Linked DNA regions of Homo sapiens: all the other regions are linked to region 2. The links are chromatin contacts, found by Hi-C or POLR2A ChIA-PET in ENCODE. All regions are on one chromosome and are shown on one strand. The core of a region is the stretch at or near the end of the contact, and the rest is flanking DNA. Distances in the headings are between cores, read along the strand shown. Region 1 overlaps SPTBN1 (spectrin beta, non-erythrocytic 1). Region 2 overlaps LOC102724072 (a long non-coding RNA gene). Region 3 holds the start of SPTBN1-AS2 (SPTBN1 antisense RNA 2).

Region 1 (4,360 bases), core at 1,163-3,662, 130 kb after region 2:
ACAAAAATACCCTGGGTCAGTTTCTCTAAATTATTCCAGAATTTCAGCATGATGTCCTGGGAAGTAGAAATTTATGAGTCCATACCTGTTTTATGACTTAAACCTTTTAAATACTTTAAAACTATTTTTTTCAGAAACAAAGCACAAATACTCTTCTTCAGCCACACTTCATCTTAGTAGAATGATCCTATATTAAATGAACGTTCCTGTTCTTGCAGTTGGTTAGACTTCAGTCTAGTTTCATGCACATCAAACTTACCTAGTGGTGCCTTCAGGTTTTAGCGCTAATAGTGGATTTGAAGTATGTGAAATATCTGTTACATGGTAAGTGCTCATTTCCTCTGAGTTTGTAGGTGAAACTTTAAAATTACTGGTTATTGATTGGGTAGGGGAGAAAAAACACCTGCTGAAACTTGTTGGCCGGAAGTTTTTACCCCTGGGAAGAAGAAAGGAACGGGGTGGGGGAGATAAGGGAATTCAGTTCTTGGCTGGCAACACTCCAGAACCGTCCTGATGGAAGGGTTGTGGCCAGTTGAAAGCAGCAGTACTGGAGAGGGGACTGGGGGTTGTTCTTTCAAAGGCAGGGTTGAAGGTTATTAATGGACTAAGTTAAATTTCTAGCTGTTCCTTCCTGTTACTCTAGATACTTTTTATATATTTATTATGTCACAGCAGTATTGACGCCCTGAAAAGAAAGAAAAGTGAAAGAATAGTTCACGTAAGATCCCACAAGTCCTACAAATTTTAACTTTCCAATAGTTAATATATATAAGCACACACATATACACACACGTGCAGTTTAGAAGTGTTAATATAGACGAGTTTTGTCTTGGCTTTTTATTTTTTACTTAACATCATCTTAAGCTTTTCATATGTGGTTATTTCTGTGCCTCTTACCAAATATTGGCAATTCACTTTCCAAATCAGACAATTACTTACCAGTCTGAGAGCCTGCTTCTCATCTATGGGATGAAGGTCATACAAATTCTGTGTAATGAGATTGTTGTAAGAATTAGGTGAGATTCTGTGTGGAAACTGTGTTTGGCACAGTCCCTGGTACATAATAAGGGCTCATAGGATTATTACAGATCCTAGTTAAATGGCAAGGCAGGGCCCAGCAGGGTGAGCCTTGTAAACTTGAGTGCCTCAACTCCCACCCCCACCCCCAAACCTGTTCTGGGTGTGGTTTCCTTTAGCATGTTGGGAGAGTGTTTAGTTTGCCTGAAAATGCACCCAACTGAAACCATTCCCCCCCCCCTTTAGAAAGATTAGAAGGTTCAGTCACTTGGGCCTGGTGACTTTTGATGTAGTTTGAAGGTCACAATGCTGGTTCCTCTCTCAAGTTCATAAAAGCCTCTGGAGCAGCTATTGCTGCAGCCAGCGAGCATCCAGCACTTGGTCAGAGAGCCGCCTTTGTCAGAGAGCGCTCCTGTAGCCAGACTCATATTAACTGCCCCCCATGGGTGTGTTGAATGCCTCTACTGTGTTTGCCTTTGAAAGGCCCTTCTTAGCCTTTCTCTCTCCCCCAACCCCATTTTCAAGAGGCACAAGACCTTTAAGTAGCAAATACAGTAATCACAGTAGCATGGAGACACAGGCTGGCCTATATTTGGTTTCACAAAGGCCTTGTGAAAGATCTGGCCTTAAAGTCCCTTTTTAATGCTGAAATTATGCAAGTGGAAAGTTAATTTGAGGATCACTGAGGCACGCTTTATTCATGAAGAATGTGAGCAAAACATAAATACAAAGTCTGGAGGCTCTGTTCTACGCTGGTGGCAAGGAAATTACATAGGTGGTATCTTTATTTGGCTGAATCCCCCTCCCTCCACCAAGAGTGCAACTGTGATAGAATTTTGGAGTGAGAGCTATTGTTTTAAGCACTGACTGGTTGCAGGTGTGTGTGTGCATGTTGCCTGAAACTCTCTACAAACCATAGACATGATTTTGGTGGAATTGGCGTGCCAACAGTGGTTACAGCTAAGATTGTAGAAGACCAAACATTCTGTTGGAATGTGACCTTAACATTTTGAATTATGTTTCTTAAGTAAGATAAATTTCGAAGGTCTATTTTATTTTTATCTTTATTCTTTGAAGGCCTGCTTTAAAGTTTACCGTGTCTTTGAAAGTCTAGTCTGTTGAACTCTTAAATCCCAGTGAGTTCCTATAGATTGCTAGCTTGAGTGTATAGTATTTGAGATGTGAATAAAGTCTAGTGCAAAGTGTGTTTCTTGTGCTTGAAAATGGTGCCCTGATTTCTGTTGAGGGAGACGTTTATTCCTATAAAGGTTTAAACGACTTGCTGTACAATTCAGTCTTGCAATGACAGAGAGATTACACACTATCTGCAAACAACTGCCAAGCAGATGAAATCCTGGCTGTGGGAAGTCTGCGGTGAAGAGTGGTGGGGGTGGTCAGGAGAGCAGTGGAAGGGAAGTGGCTCAGAACATTGTAGTGGTGGTTTGGCGTGCCTGTCAAGGGCTGTGGGACGTTTTCTCTCTCATTTCAGAAACAAGGGTGGTGGGAAACACATGGGCCGTGGATTTGCATAAACCAACAGTCAAATCCTAGCTCTACCAGTGACTTCACTGAGCCTCATTTTCTTCAGGGGGAAAGAATAAATAGCCCTTGGGGTGATTGTAAAGCCTAATTAGGTATGTTATAATTGTATTAAGAGGATGACGAGTTCACCGTTTGCCAGGGAGTTTTCCGGTTTTAGTGCCAAACATTCCACATCCGGGGAATCTTCCTCAGTCCCAGGCACACTGGGTGGTGAGTCCCCCAGTTATATATGAAGATACCTATTACTGTTCCCTAATTGTATGTACACACACACACACACACACACACACACATACACACACACACACACACACACACATATCTATAAATAAAGGGCTTCTGGAAGCTGGCTGCCTATTACTGTGTACCTGATACTCAGTGGGTATTTGTGAACTCCCAGGAGGATAGTGTGTTAGTGTGTTTGCGTGTATCTCTGTATTCCTTCTTAGGGATGGCATACAAATAAATGTTTCATGAATAAAGGGATGAATGAGTAGGTAAAGTAATATAAGCAGTAATGCATATGTTTTAAAGTGATTTAGCTGGTTTTCCTTCCAGGGGCCTCTTCCCTGAGAAAAGAGCCACTTAATAAATGATGTCTTGAATGAAAGAATACATCATGAAAATAATTTTGTCCATGATGTGGCTAAACTAAAACTCCAGGAAGGGCTTAGGCTGGGCCTATCTACTTTTTTTGATAAAATGAAGTTTAATATGACCCTAGTGACAACCTCCCCTCATCCCCTTAAAGCTCAAATTTAGGGAACTCTTGTGGTTGGACTCTCACATACTCCCTAGGACTCTGCTGGGTGCTGGGGAATTTACTAAACTTTGGTGAGGAGAAGAGGAGAGGAGAGGGAAGCCACGGTACTAAGGTACTTAGGGAGACAGAAACAGTTCCCCTAGAAATTAGACATCACATTGTCTTTTTCCCCCCTTTCTTTTGAATGAGATGGGGCAAGAATATTTGGACCAGGATAAAGTTTTAAGATGCATTTACACTAATGTAATCAGGTTACATAGCAAAAAAATGTTAAAAATGTACCCTGGGAAATTGAAATCTATCCATTCTTCTAGGTGTGGCAGCTTATTCAGATTTTTATGTTGTGTGACCATAAAACGAACACAGCTTTTCTAACCGCGAGTGTCTTTGTTTACAGAGATAACAGTGTGAGTAATGCTTTGCTAGAAGCCAGGCAGTTAAATCACACTCTGAGCAAATAGAGGCTGGGCTTCAGAAACTTAGATAGCACACGAATGTGCAAACTTGGTCTTTTAAACTGAAGACATATCTGAAAGAAAACTGCTTTTGGCCCATGAACTACTTTCCCAGCCCTTTGTGCCTCCCAATCTCTGCCCCCCTTTACAAAAAATCTTTGTTTTTCCTCTACAAATATACATATATGATTTCAATTTGGAGGTGGGATGTTATTTTTTTCACTTGAAACACAAGGAAGCAATTTTTAAAAGTCATACTCGTTCAGCAGTGGGCTTGACTGTAGCCAGTTTGACTAGGAGTTCTTGGCTACAGAACCATACACTTGCAGTCTTTATCAGGGTAGTAAATTCAGATGGGTTTTTGGAAAGGGAGAGGGCTGGAGTTGAGGGAAGGGCACTAGAGCAGTGTGACCCACGGCCCAGGAGCAGTGTGAGTGGGAAGGGGCTCTAGAAGCTGACTGCCTTTGTGTTTGCCACAGCGTGCTGGGAATCAGATGAGAAGGCGGGCCCAGACCCCACCAGATACTCATCTCAGCCATTGTTGTCATTAAATGACTCTGAAATGACCTTTCTTACCTCAGTT
Region 2 (4,056 bases), core at 446-2,945:
ATTCTCCTGCCTCAGCCTCCTGAGTAGCTGCGACTATAGGCACCCCCCACCATGCCCAGCTAATTTTTGTATATTTTCAGTAGCGATGGGGTTTCACCATGTTGGCCAGGGTGGTCTCGAGCTCCTGACTTCAGGTGATCCATCCACCTGGGCGTCCCAAAGTGCTGGGATTACCAGTGTGAGCCACCGCACTCAGTCAGATTTTTAAAAGAGGTAAAACCAGGATAAGATATGAGAAAACAGTCGTTTCATACATTGTTCATAAGTGTATAAATTGATATAATGTTTTGTGTTGGCAATGTTGCAATACTTATTAAAATTGAACCCCACATTTTACTTCTACTGTAGAAGTAATTATAGTAGTAACCTATAGAAAACATTCCCCTAAGTACACAAAGACAAATGTACATGAATGATGTACATAGTTCCTAACAGCTAAACACTGGAAACAAACCTCTGAAAAGAATTTGGTAGATCTATATGTACTTACACAGAAAGGGTTCCAAGATACAGCAACATGTAAAAAGAGCAAGTTATAAAAATGATTTAGAAAATGATTCAATTTTTGTTATATGCAGAGGAAAAAAAATCTAGTGTCATATAGACTAAAATATAAATACTAGCTATTTCTGGGGGTTGGCATTTTGGAGTACCTTCCATTTCTATCTCATGTTATTTCTGTAATATTTGATCATATACTAAGGGTAAAAGAAAAACAATTTAAAAAATAACAGTATGAACATCACTTACATAGCTTTCTTGCCAACCCCCAGAAATAGCTAGATTAGATTCAGGATCATGTTAAATCTGAAGCTAAACATGAGGAAACAACAATCAGATAAATCCAGATTGTGTGAGATGCTGCAAGATAACTAACCTGGACTCCTAAAATGTGTCAATGTCATGAAAAATGAAAAGAGTCATGGAGACTGTTCTAGATTACAAACAACTAAAGAGACCTGACAATGAAACACAATATGTGATATCTGACTGGATTCTAAATTTAGACACACATGAAAAAACATTATAAAGGACCTTCATGGAACACAACTGCATGGGTGACTCTACATGACAGAATAGTATTTCTAGGATCATATTTTGGGAAATGCTGGGATAGAAAATGTCCCTTTAACTGAAGCTTATTGTGACCCTTCATGCTAGATGTTCCTATATTTTTTTTTCTTATTTAATCCTGGTAATTTACAGAAGAAGATGATGATTTTCTATCAAACTTAAACTCTAATTATTACTCTGATTGTTGAGAGATGCCAATATATTCATTTCTAGAATATCTTACCTGGTTTATAGATTTTTCAATTAGTGCTTAGATACCAACTGTAATTTATTATCAAGTTGGGGAATTTCTGAGCTGTAGGGGATCTTAGAGGAATTGTGGGATCAACCCTTATCATTTTACAGATGAGCAAAGGAACTCCGATGGGCTATGTGACTTACAGATATTTAATTAGGAGAACCGGCTTTGGAAACCTAGCCTCCAAATTCAGTAGTCTTACCATAAAACTATTATGATTTACTTACCCTTGCTGAATGCCAGCAGTGGACAAGGCATCATAACGGCCTGCCCTAAGGCACCCTTCTGCCGGAAAGAGGCTCAACACTTGAGGAGGAATTGCATGACAATCTTCAGGGAGCAAGAGCATCCAACTCCCCGCACTTCTAATCATGCAGGCAGTCTGCCGAGTCCACGTTGCACTAAGGCATGCCCTTTGCCTGACTTGTTTGTTACATAAGAAAGCACTAGGAGTTCGAGCCAATACTCTTTTTTCTTTAAAAAAAAAAAAAAAAGACAAAAGACAAAGCAAACTGACTGCTTATGGAAGATGGATCACAAAAGAGTCCTAAGTCCTTTCCTTATCCTCCTAATAAACGTTTCCCTCACAACATATTTCCAGTAGGCCTCAATCCATCTGGTAGAATGATGGGGGAGATTAAATCATTTGTTCTTTATAAAATGTGTGTAACACTTTCTCAACTACACTAAGACTCCAGATTTATACAACCCTCATTTTATATCTCCCTCTGAGAATAACCTCCTGATTTACAGGATTTAAAGAAGTCAAAAGCCCTTCTCCCTAAAGCAATTTTCTTCACTGGCTTATACCCATTCTTTTTTTAGATGGAGTCTCTCTCTGTTGCCCAGGCTGGAGTGCAGTGGTGTGATCTCAGCTCACTGCAACTTCTGCCTCCCAGGCTCAAGCAATTCTCCCTAATTTTTGTATTTTTAGTAAAGACCGGATTTCACTATGTTGGTCAGGCTGGTCTTGAACTCCTGACCTCAGGTAATTGGTCTGCTTCGGCCTCCCAAAACGCTGTGATTACAGGCATAAGCCACCATGCCTGTCCTTATACCCACTCTTTAGGAGGCCAATGGAATGCCCCCCAATGATGATAGTAAAAGGGTGACTTCCCTTGTTGAGGGGGTAGGACAGGCACAGGGCTCTTGAGAGCACAGAGAGCCACAAAGGTGACCAAGACCAAGGTTTGTAGAGGTAAGTCCAAGTCTAAATAGCTGGAAAAGCACATGCAACCTCAAATCTGGAGACTACCAAGATTGTGGTCGTGAATCGAGGGTTTGGAATTGAATGGAAATGGGTTGGCTGCACAGACAGGTCAGGGCCAGGCAAGACTGTCTTGGAAAATAGCCCCAGATTCTAGCTGGCATGTGTCGTTTGCCATGTGTGGTTGGCAGGGTCTTGTGTCTCGAATTGGCTGATGTGGCCAGGATCAGGTGGGACCAGAAGAGCCACTGCACGATCAGTGAACTACTGTTGAGATCTCCAGGGCCTGAGTTAGGGTCTGGAGTGAAAACTGGATCCCCACATTCAGGGGGTCAGCAGGGTGTGAGGTCAAAGGTAAACCCATTGTTGGTCTAATAATCAAATTTGACAAATCAAAAGAGGAGTAAGAATCCAAGCATGAAGCCACGGAGAGCAGGCAGCCCAGGCAGCCAACCTTAGAAGTGTGTAGTGCAGGGCTGGGGTGGAGAGGGGTTGGGAGGATGCCAGGCCCAAAGAGTAGATGGTACAGCCACTTTTCATCGTGTTCCTGCTGTTCCGAATGGGGACGTATCTGTGTCATTAAAATACCACTGGACATTTGTTTACTCTGTTTCTTTGCAATTAACTGAGAGTATGAAGTAGAAAGGAGAAGTTTGCTTATGGGGAGAGTATGTTTGTGTTGACAGGAAGTCCTATGGGAGCCCTTCAGAGTTTCAAACATGCAGTCATTTTTCTGTGCCGGGGCAGGAAGAAGCAGGGGATATGGCCGAAAGGACTGCTCCTTGATTAGCCATACTGAGTTCTCCAACTGACTAGTTGGAGATCCATGGATCAGATCAGGTGCTTGCAATTTGGAGAGGGTATGTAAAGTTCCTACACTCAAGTTCTAACAGCTCAGTTCAGACACATTTATGCTTAAGCCCCAAGGAAGGGAACCAGGAAGCCCGAGTACTAGAGAAGGCTATGTTCCCAGCATGAAAGCCTGAGAAGACTGAGTGCCAACAGCACAGGGAAGAAAGAGAGAGTGAACCCCAAGGGTGCTCCCAGGCCTACTCAGAGAAGAGGGTAGATGGTGGGGTCCAGCTCACAGGATGCCAGTGTGCCCCTCTTTACCCCAGCCTCAACCACAATAGCTCAGCTTTTGTCTGTGTCACATAATGGGTTCTCTGTAACTTTCAATCGGCTTTAGATCACTTGAAAATGACCACCCTGTACCAGCAATGCCAAATGCCATCCCCATCTTAGCTCTGAGTTGGTTGCCATGTCAGACCCTCTCCTCAAGGGATTTACAATCTCTCTGGAAAGCCCAGGTTTATGCAATGGCAAAAAGGAGACAACAATATAGGATGGGTCTTAAGTGAATGCTAAGTGATATGTTACAGGCTGCAAGTGACTCAGAGTTAACAGAAAAAAAGAGATCCATTGGTTGTGGGGTATGGCAGGATATGTCAAAAAGGAAAGAAATTTCTACAAAAAAAAAGTGGAACTTGAGCTGAGCCTTAAAAGGAGGAGAAGATTTGAAGAAATGGGGAGGGCA
Region 3 (4,123 bases), core at 1,492-3,991, 240 kb after region 2:
AAGCTACAGGAACTGATGGGCTGCAGCTGAGATAGGTCAGATTTTCACTCTAGCCCCCTGAACTGGCCACAGGGCCCCTTCGTTCCCTGACTTCCATCATTGCTCTTTCCTGTGATGTCTGACCTCCCCTGTGTCACTGCATCTGACTCTTGCTGCCTCCTCAGCACCTGCGGCCCCATCTCCTCCAAGTTCTGAACTGCACAGGCATCTTCTGAGGTACAGCCATGTTTGGGTGCCCAGCCGGCTCTTCCTGCAGGTCTTCCTGCTCTCCTGATGTCCCTCAGCTCACAACCTCTCTTTTCTAGCAGAGCATAGAAAGACAGGAGCTGACTTCTGGATGCCTGGTCATCATTTCCTTCTTTAGTTCCATTTTACAAGCCCAGGTGCTGTATGAAAAACAGGGCATGCTAACCCTGTCTTCCATCCACTAGGGCGGAGCTGACGGTTAAAACAAGGCTCTTTCCCATGCCAGCAATTAGACCTCCATTTCTCAGAAGAGGAAAGAGGGGAAGCGTGAACAGACAGAAGGGCTCATTTTCTGTTTGTCAAAGGAATAAATGGATTAAGGATCCTTGCATTTCAAGATGCATTTCAAGATTTCAGAGATGGAGTCTTGATAAGACAGTGAGAACTGACTGAGAGGGAGCTGCACCCAATCACGGGGCCACGCACCCAGGGACAGTTGCACCTATATGGATTGTTTCCCAGCCAAATGATGTTCTGACCATTAACTCAGGCATCTGGGATTCCCCAAAGAAACAGATGAGTAGCATCACTTGGGGGACTTTATTTTTAAAAATAAAAATTCAGTTCCTTAAATAGGCATTTGGTGACCTCATGTTTTTTTAGTGAAACATGTTGGTAAGAGATGCAATATTTTGAACAGGAAAGACAGTATGATAAAAGCATTCTTGGGCCAGGTGTGGTAGCTCACACCTGTAATCCCAACAGTTTGGGAGGCCAAGGCGGACAGACCACTTGAGGTCAGCAGTTCAAGACCAGCCTGGCCAAAATGGCACAACACCATCTCTACTTAAAAAAAAAATTAGCTAGGCCTGGTGGTGCACGCCTGTAATACCAGCTACTTGGGTGGCTGAGGCACGAGAATCACTTGAACTTGGGAGGTGGAGGTTGCAGTGAGCTGAGATCATGCCCATGTACTCCTGCCTGGGCAACAGAGAGAGACTCTGTCTCAAAAAAAAAAAAAGCATTCTTCCTTTTTTTTTTAACTCTAACAACCCACTGGCCCACATGCCTCAAATCCTACATAGTTAAACATCACAAGTACCTATTCTGCATACAATTTTTACTTACATATGCATCATAAACATTTTGCTGTGTTTCTACAAGACTTTGTGATGCTTATTTCAAGGACTATTGGTAGTTTTCCACAAGTTGATGCAGCATCAGGCATTAAAATGCTCCCCAGATGCTGAGCATTTAGCAATAACACCATTCTCCACCAAAGAGGCTTGTGTTCCCAAAATTACAGCTCTTGGTTCTTTTTGAGAGCAGTTTTCTGGGGGCATAAACTGCCCCCTGGTATGGCTACTGCACAGACCATATTCCCCTTTAATCACGTGCCTTGGTGCAGGGTACGCATCTACTAACCACTTTCCCCTTGTGGAAATGTTCTCCCAGGGGAGTCATTCTCCTGCCCAGCCTCAGAGAGAGCCTTGATCTCAGCCGCTCTGACAGCTTCAGTCACTTTACATTTCAGGAAACTGAATATAGGTTCTAATCTCTTTGCTCTCTAAAAGCTTCTGGGGTCCTAATGCAAATTTTATCACCCCTAGTTTAACACACTGTAAGCCCACATCAATAATTTTCAAACACAAGCACACAAATAATTTTTATCTTACCAAACACCCTCCCAAGCTTCTTGGCAATTGCCAGGTCAGAAGCTAAGGACACGTTTACAGATTTTTGCTAAATATTCCTATTACTCCTTTCCAAATTACTTTCCAAACAGTGTATCCATTTAGTTACTAGCTATAAACAAAGGTACAGTCAGTCCTCACTTAAGGTTGTCAATATGTTCTTGCAATCTGAAAGTAAGTAACACCAATTTTACCACAAGCAAATTAATATTCCTATGGTTTATTTCTAGTCACAAACACATCAAAATTCTAAATAAAAACCAAAGGCCGGGCGCGGTGGCTCATGACTGTTATCCCAGCACTTTGGGAGGCCGAGGCGAGTGGATCATAAGGTCAGGAGTTCAAGACCAGCCTGACCAACATGGTGAAACCCCGTCTCTACTAAAAATACAAAAATTAGCCGGGCATGGTGGCGCATGCCTGTAGTCCCAGCTACTCAGGAGGCTGAAGCAGGAGAAACACTAGAACCTGGGAGGCAGAGGTTGCAGTGAGCCAAGATTGCACCACTGCACTCCAGCCTGGGCAACAGAGTGAGACTCCGTCTCAAAAAAAAAAAACACTTCTGATATTAACCACTGAAATAAATATGAGCTATACATACATTTAAGAAAGATAAATAAAAGCAAGTAAGATAACTTACTCAATAATAACAGTTCTCTAGGTTGCCGGAGTCTCCAGTCTCCGGTTGCTGTAGCTCATTCCAGCAGCTCAGGGCTTAAAGTAAGAACCAGCCCTGAACAGGACACTGTCACATCGCAGGGCACACTCACACACACCCCACACTCACACCAGGACCATGTAGACATGCCGGTGAACTGAACATGCACCTCTTTGAGGGGTGGGAGAAAACCAGAGCATCCAGAGCAAAACCCCTGTGGACGTGGGGAGAGCATGCAAACCACACAGACAGTGGCCCTGGCAGAGAATCAATTTTTTTCTCATCATTAAAAAAAAAAAAAAAAAGTTGAATGAAATGACATTATCTGAGGAACTGTTCTCGTTGTTGTGCTACAGAAACAATTGTTTTTGTTTTTAGTAACTATCATATGGCACCTCAAGCTGTGAGTTTCTTTGACTGCTAGCTAGGGTCAACTTTTTCTCCTGTTTTTGTCATCTTTCTTTTTTCTCTTTCTTTCTTTCTTTCTTTCTTTCTTTCTTTCTTTCTTTCTTTCTTTCTTTCTTTCTTTCCTTCCTTCCTTTCTTCCTTCCTTCCTTCCTTTCTTTCTTTTTCTTCTTTCTTCTTGCTTTTTTTTTTCCTTTTTGTTGAGATGGGGTCTTATCTGTCACCCAACCTGGGGTATAGTGGCATGATCACGGCTCACTGCAGCCTCGACCTCCCAGGCTCAATCGATCCTCCTGAGAGCTGGGACTACAGGGATGTGTCACCACTTTCTTTTTGAGTGAATTGAATTGTTCATTCATATCTGATTTACTGAGGGTTCTGAATCACAAGCCACAAAAACCAACTCTGGCTAATTTAGCAGAAAAGGAACTTATTAAGGCTCCCAGAATCTCCAGGAGGACAAGGGCACCAGGCTTAGGGCTTATACAGCCAGGAAAAATGTCCAAAGTCCAGCCTAGGGCAGGCTCCTGGAACTCGTCACTGGACTCTGACACTGCCAGGTGCCCACCATGACACCATACTGTGCGCAAACCCTGCTGTGGGAATTGCTGTCTTTGACAGCAACACGCTGCTGCAGTGACAGCTGTCCCTGCCACTGCCCTCACAGAACAGATTCTGCCAGGCTCCCCTCTGCACATGACCAGCCTCTAATTCAAAATCATGCAGGTGTACAATTGACAGATACTGGCCATGGATCTGTGCCCTTGCTGCAAGTGCAGCTGGGAAAAGACCTCATATTCTGCAGAAGGAAGGTTCTGCCCCTTGAGGTTACAGATTCTGCAAACACAGGAACAGCGTTTAAAAAGTAGCTGGCTGTGTGAATTTCCCTTTGCTGCTATACCAAATTACCACAAACTTAGTGGCTTCAAACAACATAAATTTATTATCTTACAGTTCTTCCATAAGTAAGAAGTCTGACACAAAAACTCACTGCATTAAAATCAAGGTGTTGGCAGGGCTCTTTTCCTTTTGGGATGCTCTAGAGGAAATTTCAATTCCTTGCTGTTTGCAACATTTAGAAGCTGCCCACATTCCTTGGCTCATGACCCCTTCCCCATATTCAAAGCCAGCAATAGTGATCAAGTCTTTCTCACACTGCATCACTGTTGCCATCCTCTGC

Evidence for each region. Hi-C counts contacts between places; a loop is a spot of excess contacts on that map. ChIA-PET counts read pairs that join two places held with the same protein, here RNA polymerase II (POLR2A).
Region 1: a loop to region 2 is called in a map of Right ventricle myocardium inferior, with 2.0 times the contacts of the local background. The contact joins two enhancer-like sites. A Hi-C loop is called at or near these places in 1 of 168 maps with a recorded cell type or tissue (Right ventricle myocardium inferior). POLR2A ChIA-PET finds 5 or more read pairs at or near these places in 2 of 52 experiments (CD8-positive, alpha-beta T cell and OCI-LY7).
Region 3: POLR2A ChIA-PET joins it to region 2 with 12 read pairs in activated naive CD4-positive, alpha-beta T cell. The contact joins the promoter of SPTBN1-AS2 here to the enhancer-like site in region 2. POLR2A ChIA-PET finds 5 or more read pairs at or near these places in 4 of 52 experiments (OCI-LY7, activated T-cell and activated naive CD4-positive, alpha-beta T cell).

Annotation. Positions count from the first base shown.
Region 1 is chr2:54,568,724-54,573,083 of GRCh38, forward strand. The region is part of intron 2 of SPTBN1 (spectrin beta, non-erythrocytic 1); the gene reads left to right. Among named protein-coding and RNA genes, the nearest start is that of SPTBN1-AS1, 12 kb to the left of the region's middle. Within about 2 kb of position 2,413, at least 31 of the 41 ENCODE cell types and tissues checked have a DNase peak (open chromatin) inside an H3K27ac peak, as active enhancers do.
Region 2 is chr2:54,436,781-54,440,836 of GRCh38, forward strand. All of the region lies in intron 3 of LOC102724072 (a long non-coding RNA gene), which reads left to right. Among named protein-coding and RNA genes, the nearest start is that of SPTBN1, 18 kb to the right of the region's middle. Within about 2 kb of position 1,696, at least 7 of the 41 ENCODE cell types and tissues checked have a DNase peak (open chromatin) inside an H3K27ac peak, as active enhancers do.
Region 3 is chr2:54,677,304-54,681,426 of GRCh38, forward strand. It overlaps SPTBN1-AS2 (SPTBN1 antisense RNA 2), which reads right to left and starts at 2,742. Exons shown (of 3, transcript NR_186176.1): 1 at 2,521-2,742. The region is part of intron 1 of LOC105374653 (a long non-coding RNA gene); the gene reads left to right.